Linked DNA regions of Homo sapiens: region 1 is linked to region 2. A link is a contact called in ENCODE Hi-C or POLR2A ChIA-PET data. All regions are on one chromosome and are shown on one strand. The core of a region is the stretch at or near the end of the contact, and the rest is flanking DNA. Distances in the headings are between cores, read along the strand shown. Region 1 has its middle 41 kb from the start of NGRN. Region 2 overlaps IQGAP1 (IQ motif containing GTPase activating protein 1).

The links. A loop is a pair of places that touch in the nucleus more often than their neighbours do. ChIA-PET counts read pairs that join two places held with the same protein, here RNA polymerase II (POLR2A). Pooled maps may share reads with other maps.
Region 1: a loop to region 2 is called in a pooled map, with 2.7 times the contacts of the local background. The contact joins two enhancer-like sites. A Hi-C loop is called at or near these places in 1 of 168 maps with a recorded cell type or tissue (sigmoid colon) and 11 of 50 pooled maps. POLR2A ChIA-PET finds 5 or more read pairs at or near these places in 7 of 52 experiments (AG04450, CD4-positive, alpha-beta T cell, PC-9 and 4 more).

Annotation. Positions count from the first base shown.
Region 1 is chr15:90,305,423-90,308,842 of GRCh38, reverse strand. No RefSeq gene overlaps it. Among named protein-coding and RNA genes, the nearest start is that of NGRN, 41 kb to the right of the region's middle. RefSeq lists an enhancer at 2,249-2,298. Within about 2 kb of position 2,167, at least 5 of the 41 ENCODE cell types and tissues checked have a DNase peak (open chromatin) inside an H3K27ac peak, as active enhancers do.
Region 2 is chr15:90,417,937-90,421,706 of GRCh38, reverse strand. All of the region lies in intron 2 of IQGAP1 (IQ motif containing GTPase activating protein 1), which reads right to left. Among named protein-coding and RNA genes, the nearest start is that of IQGAP1, 32 kb to the right of the region's middle. RefSeq lists an enhancer at 1,889-1,938. Within about 2 kb of position 1,631, at least 12 of the 41 ENCODE cell types and tissues checked have a DNase peak (open chromatin) inside an H3K27ac peak, as active enhancers do.

The DNA.
Region 1 (3,420 bases), core at 918-3,417, 110 kb after region 2:
AATTAAATAAGTAAATATAATTATAAATAATTGCAATAAATATAATAAACACAATTATATAATATTAATATATTAATAATACTAATAATATATAAGTATATATAATAATTATAATCAATAAATATAATAAATAATAATTATTATTCCTTTTAAAATAGATAAATATATGTATAGATATACATATATAGATATACATCTATATATATATACTTATCTCCAAAATATTAATAAATAGCAGCAGCAGCAATTCCCATGGTTATTGTCTACTGGCTGTCAGGCACCCTATTAGGGGCTCTCCTGCATTATCTTTCATCTTCTCAAACATCTTACAAGGTTGTTCTTGTGGAAGTTTTACACATCAAAGGACAGCGGGTATTGGTTTTGGGGAGTTAAAGGGAAAGATAAGCGGGTGGTCCAAGCACAAGGCTCGTGGGATTCCATGAACTTGGTGACTTGAACCCTCTGTAGCTCTGCAGGTTCAGACACCCACTTTTGTCAACAAGCTGAGAGCTGGTATCTCGGATACGGGTCATGTCATCCAGTGGAGGTGTGGACAACCAGAATGCCTCCTGATTAACCTATGATGACAATAACTGTGACACAGCCTGGACCACTGGAGCCAACCTGACCAGCCCATGTGAACTCATAACCCAGTTAGAATTTTGCCTGGTGAATGTTGATGTAGAAAGGGGGATGGGAGGTGACTATAAAGGTTTAATGTTATCTAGTAAGAATGGCTTGAAGTGAGGCTTACCAATCTTTACCTTTTACCTACATAGTTTCTTGATGAGAAGGAGACCAGACCCAGGGAACTTTCTGGAGATGAGTGTGGTAGGCTGTGCCCCCCAAGCTCCAGCGCTCAGAGCTAGAGACTTCAACTTGGGGTTGAGCCAAAGTACTGGCCTTTGATACCTCACCTAGACTGAAGAGAGGGCAGGGCCAACGTGACTTGCCTGCCTGGATGCACTGTGAGAAGCTGGAGCAGAAGGAAAGCAAAAGGAAGCCAGCTGAGGAGCTGGGGTGCAAGGGCCCTGAGACTGGGCAGGCCAATCAAAGAAGGCAAAAAAGTGTGCCATGCACAAGCAGTGCCCCAACTCCATAATCAACCCCTTCTGACATGTGAGGCCACATGGGTGATATGCTGTCTTGAGTCAGATTAGCTACTCTTATCCTGGGGAGAGAAGAATGAAAGGAGGGAAAGCGAGAGAGTACGTGTCCATCCAAGTGTTCCCTAAAATGGTCTGCAAGTCAGATGGGGAGAAGTTCCCTCATCTATGAGCCTGAGATGGGAATATGGGAAAAAGAATAACAGCGTCTACAAAAACGGCAGGCACTGCTCTTGGCCAGGATACTGGATATCTTTGACGAAGATGCATTTTTTTCTTCTGAGCTGTTCTTAGATGGACCCTGTCAGCCTGCTCTGGAACCCCAAAAAGGCAGGAGTAGAATTTGTTCATGCCCTTAGCACAGTGCTTAGCAGACTCTCAATATATATACAGAATACATGCATTTACTTCTCTCTCCTTTTTCTTCTTTCATGGAATCAAACTCTACCTTAAATTGACTATTATTCCTTTAGCTGTGTTATTATCCTCAATCAGATTGTTCAACATGTTCAACAAGTCAGAATGTTCAACATGATGACTTTGCACATCTCTGCTCCATACAATATGTATTGATCTTGTTGTTTAGCTCTTGGAGGACCATCTCATTTTCCCTCTTATACCAAGTTCTTTAGAAGTGCATTTCCCTGTAGCTGTCAAGAGCTTACTCTCTCATTCCCATTCCACAGTCATTTATGAGCGGAGCCAACGTTAAGATCCAAGGTCACGGGAAGAAAATGTTATTGGATAGACTGAACAACCCCTGTTAGACGTTAGCGTTTCACAGAACTCATCAGAGAAACCCAAGTTTTCACCAAACACTGCATTGATTTCCGCCTCCCACAGCAATTGGTTATTTTGCCCAAGAGAGGAAACTGTTTCCATTTCACACATGGTAAAGGACACCTCCTGATAATTTCCCTTTGGGGCCAGGAATTTAATCTTACTACTGGGTTAATGCTTTTACTTGGGTGGCTTTTTAACCTCAATAAGTGAGCTGTACTTCCTCCCACCATCACTTTCATAATTGCTGTGAAAAGAGGCCCTCGTGTGGGTTGCTGCAGAGACAGCCTGGGGAAAGCCGGTGAAGTTAAATGCGCTGCTTGAAAGCAGAGACACCCACTTCTAGCCCCTCCAGCCCGAGCAAGCCGTTAGATTTGGACCCTAGCAGGGACAAGGTCAATTTCTCTTTGCTTTTTTTCTTCCATTTCCTGTTCTTCCACTTCTTCTATTGCCTTCTCACAGCTATTCCAGGCTCTCTCCTTCTTTTTCTCTTCTCTTTTCGTGTTTTCAAACAACAGGATAACTTTCAAAGCCTTTCCTTTCTTTTTTCACTCTACCCACAACCCCTTGGCTGTTCAAATGCCTAAGTTCACCCTTCAGCTAAAGAGACAGTGCAACTTTTATAGTCAAGAATGTAGGCCAAGAAGCCAGACTTCCTGGGGCTGAATCCAATTTGCCAGGGAGACTTATGGAATCTCTCAGGTCCTCGGTTTCTGCATCTGTCAAGTGGGAATGATACTAATAGTTCTTATCCCAGAAGATTATTATGTGAGTCAAATCAGTTCATATGTGTAAAGTGCTTAGAAAGGTTACGTAACAGACTTAAGAGCATTTGCTGAGAAACAACCACCACAACAACACATCACAAGTGGGTAAGGATGAACAGAAAGTGCAAACGGCCTTAGAACAGAGATCATATTCCACCCTTTGTCCCTCTGATTGAGGAGAGGGGATTGCCTGCATCTGTATTTCTTCCCCTAGCATATCCATATATTCTAGAACTCTGGATATGTTCTTTGTGTAAGGTGAACTTAGTTCAGAAATATTTTCTCAGCTTTTACTCTCTTTTTACAGAGTAAGACTTGATCTCTTTTGTGAAGAGCTATTTCTGGCTAGCTTCAAACTACCATTTCAATTAGTGGCCATTGTTTATGCCCATGATGTATAAGCTGAACTGCCCCTGCATTCTTTATTATTTTTTTTGAGATGGAGTCTTGCTCTGTCGCCCAGGCTGAAGTGCAGTGGCACGATCTCGGCTCACTGCAGCCTCCGCCTCCTGGGTTCAAGAGATTCTCCTGCCTCAGCCTACCGAGTAGTTGGGATTATAGGCACCCGACACCAGGCCCAGCTAATTTTTTTTGTATTTTTAGTAGAGACGGGGCTTTGCGACGTTGGCCAGGCTGGTCTCAAACTCACGACCTCATGATCCACCAGCCTTGGCCTCCCAAAGTGCTGGGATTATAGGCGTGAGCCATCGCTCCTGGCCTGCCCCTGCATTCTATAATCCAGTCCCAAGGAAGGGGAGAAAAATGCC
Region 2 (3,770 bases), core at 382-2,881:
AAGACAAACAAACAAACCTGGCTGAATTCATTCTCCTACTGAATACTGTGTTCCAAGTATGGTCTGACCAGCCTGAAATGGAACAGGACTATCACCTTCTTCATTATGACACTCCATAACCACAAAGCCTCAGCTTAAATTATTTTATTACACTTTTTCAATCAACAGAGACTCCTTTTTTCCCCAAATATAGAGCTGCTAAACCATATCTCTAGCTTTTTTTTTTTTTTTGAAACGGAGTCTCGCTCTGTTGCCCAGGCTGAAGTGCAGTGGCATGATGTCAGCTCACTGCAACCTCCGTCTCCCAAGTTCAAGCAATTCTCCTGCCTCAGCCTCCCAAGTGGCTGGGATTACAGGCTTGTGCCACCACAACCGGCTAATTTTTATATTTTTAGTAGAGATGGGGTTTCACCATGTTGGCCAGGTTGGTCCTGAACTCCTGACCTCAGGTGATCCACCAGCCTCGGCCTCCCAAAGTGCTGGGATTATAGGCATGAGCCACCACGCCCAGCCTCTAGCTTTTTTATAAATTTAGCTTTATGAAGACTTTATTAAAAAAAATTTTTCTTTGAGATGGAGTCTCGCTTTGTCGCCCAGGCTAGAGTGCAATGGCACGATCTCAGCTCATTGCAACCTCTGGCTTCCGGGTTCAAGCAATTCTCCCGTCTCCTCTGGGTAGCTGGGATCAGCACACCCGGCTAGTTTTTGTACATCTTAGTAGAGACGGGGTTTCGCCATGTTGGCCGGGCTGGCCTTGAACTCCTGACCTCAAGTGATCCGCCCACCTTGGCCTCCCAAAGTGCTGGGATTATAGGCGTGAGCCACTGTGCCCGGCCTATAAAGACATTTAAAAATAAAACTATGGCTGAGGTGGGAGGGTTGCCTGAGTCTGAGAGTTTGAGGATGCAGTGAGCAGTGATCATACCACTGCATTCCCAGCCTGGGCGACAGTGAAACTCTTGTCTCAAAATCAATCAATCTATGCACAAAAGAAAAATCACTGGCCAACACAACTTTTCACCAATTCTCATATTTAACCCTGTCCTAGCAATAATCATAGAATCTCAAGGATGGAAGGCTCATTAAAGATCTTTCAGCCCATCTCAATTCCTCCACTCCCCTCACATGTTCTACTCCATCCCCAATTTGATGTTCCCAAAACATCTCAGCCAAATCAGGAAGCAGGCTGAGCCTGAATACTGACAGAGAATCAAACATTCAAGGTAACCTAGTTCATTTCTGGACTCCAGTAGTCAGAAGGTTTTTGCTAAGCCGGCATCAATTCTCTACTGGCACCCTAAGCTGCCTCCTGGAGCAAGAGAACGTAAAAATAAAAGCATAATGTGAGTAGCACTGGCCATGGACTTGGAAAGATCTGGTTCCATGTCCTGTCTCTCGCACTTACCGAGAAAGACAGCAAGCCACTTGACCAGTTCTTTCATTTGTTAAAAAAGGCTAACAGGATCTTCCAAGGTTTGTCATTGAGGATTAAATAAGATTGCAAGTGAAATAGAGCTAGCACAGTGCTTGGCTGGGTATTGAAAAAAATATTTGTGCCTTTCCTCCTATCCCCTCATGATGAGTCACATGCTGACAATTCCATAAGTAAAATGATTCCAGCTCCTTCAAGCACTAGTCATAAAAACAGAATAATAATAGCACCTACCCACAGAATGTTTATGAGGATTAAAGAGATGATAGTACATATAAAATACTAAGAACAGTGCCTGGCACAGAGTAAGTACTCAAAACGTTACCAGGTATTATATTAGCAGTGTTAGACATCATCTCTGCCCCCTCACGTCTTTTGCTCATCTCTGAACTTTCTCCAACTGAACACTGTGTTCCAGGTATGGTCTGACCAGCCTGAAATGGAACAGGAGTATCATCTTTTTCATTCTGACACTGCATAACCACAAAGCCTCAGAATAAATTATTTTATTATGCTTTTTCAATCAACAGAGACTCGTTTTTCCCCGAATATAGAGCTGCTAAACTTTATAATTCCATATTTAAATCATTATTTGCACTAATCTCCACAACATACCTTCATGATAGACTCGACCAAAACCACAAGTAGAGTTCAGTAACAAAACTCTTATATTTTTTATGTTTTTCACAAGAGATGTAACAAGCAGACAACAGGGTTCTTAATCTCTCCTCTCACATGGGATATTAAATATAAATATTCAATATTTTCTCTTCAAGTTTAACCCCAGAACTGCTTTAGCAAATCTCACTCAAATGCAAAATTTTTAAAAAGGTGATGTCAGATCTGAAACACAAGTACTAAACAGGAAAGAAGTAACATAGAATGACTCATTTTCAATATAAATGACACTTAAAAAATAATCTTCACACCATGTGGCAGACATGAAGCCAAATACTTTACATGCATTATTATCTCAATCTTTGCAACAACCTCTGAAGTATTATTGTAATTATTTTACAGATAAACTGTGGGTTCCAAAAAGTATATTCCAAGATTATCTGGCAAGTAAACTCTCACTTGAACCCAAGTTGGTGTGATTCTGAAGCCCATACTCTGGCTTTTTTTTTTTTTTTTCTTTTTTGAGACAGAGTCTATGTAGTGGTGTGATCATGGCTCACTGCAGCCTTGACTTTCAGGGTTCAAGCGATCCTCTGGATCCTCCTACCTAGCCTCTCAAGAAGCTGGGGTCACAAGCATGTGCCACAACACCCGGCTAATTTTTGCCTTTTTTTGTAGAGAAAGGGTTTCACCATGTTACCCAGGGTGGTCCAAACTCCTGGGCTCAAGCCATCCACCTGCCTTACCCTCCCAAAGTGCTGGGATTACAGGCGTGAGCCACGAACCAGTATGAAGCTGATACTCTTAATTGCTACAGGATACTTCCTCCTTCAACAATAACAACAGTTACGACCTACTGAACATTCCCTTACAAATGCTCAAGTTCTGAAATTGGGCTTCCTGAAGTATCCCACACCACAATATATAACCTCATTAACAACCCTTACTTCTATCAAGCACTAAGGGAGAGGCCTAGTATTACACATTGGTGAAGCTGATACAATTAGTACAAAAATGAATGCTTATACAAAAGGCTATCTTTAATTACAGTCTTTTAATTTTTTTTTTGAGACAGTGTCTCGCTCTGCCACCCAGTCTGGAGTTCAGTGGCCCAATCACACGGCTCACTGTGGCCTCAACCTCCTGGGATCAGTGATGCTCCCACCTCAGCCTCCTGAGTAGCTGGGACCACAGGTGTGTACCACCACACGAGGCTAATTTTTAAAATTATTTGTAGAGACAGCAACTCCCTATGTTACTCAGGCTGGTCTCCAACTCCTGGGCTCAAGGGATCCTTCCACCTCAGCCTCCCAAAGTGCAAGGATTATAGGCTTGAGCCACTCTGCTCAGCCTACATAGTAATTCTTATACCTTTTCATATTTATTCTATTTTTTAAAGTTTTTTTCCTAAGTATTTTAAGTCAATTCCTCAAAAAAAAAAAGGTGTCTATTCTGACACCCACGTATTCATTCAGGAAACATTTCGAACTGACTACTGTGTGGAACACTTATCAGTGGTATAACGTTGTGCTGAATACCAGTCAGCACCTTCAAGGGAATTACTCTCTGGTAACAGTTATGCTTTAACAGCTAGCTACAATAGGAGATGATATCTGAACTAGGCTTTGCTCAAATAAATTCTATTTCCAATAGTGAAAAATGGGAAAAGGAGACATGTAACATAAAGGAACAGCATAAAAATACTTAGGAATCCAACTTA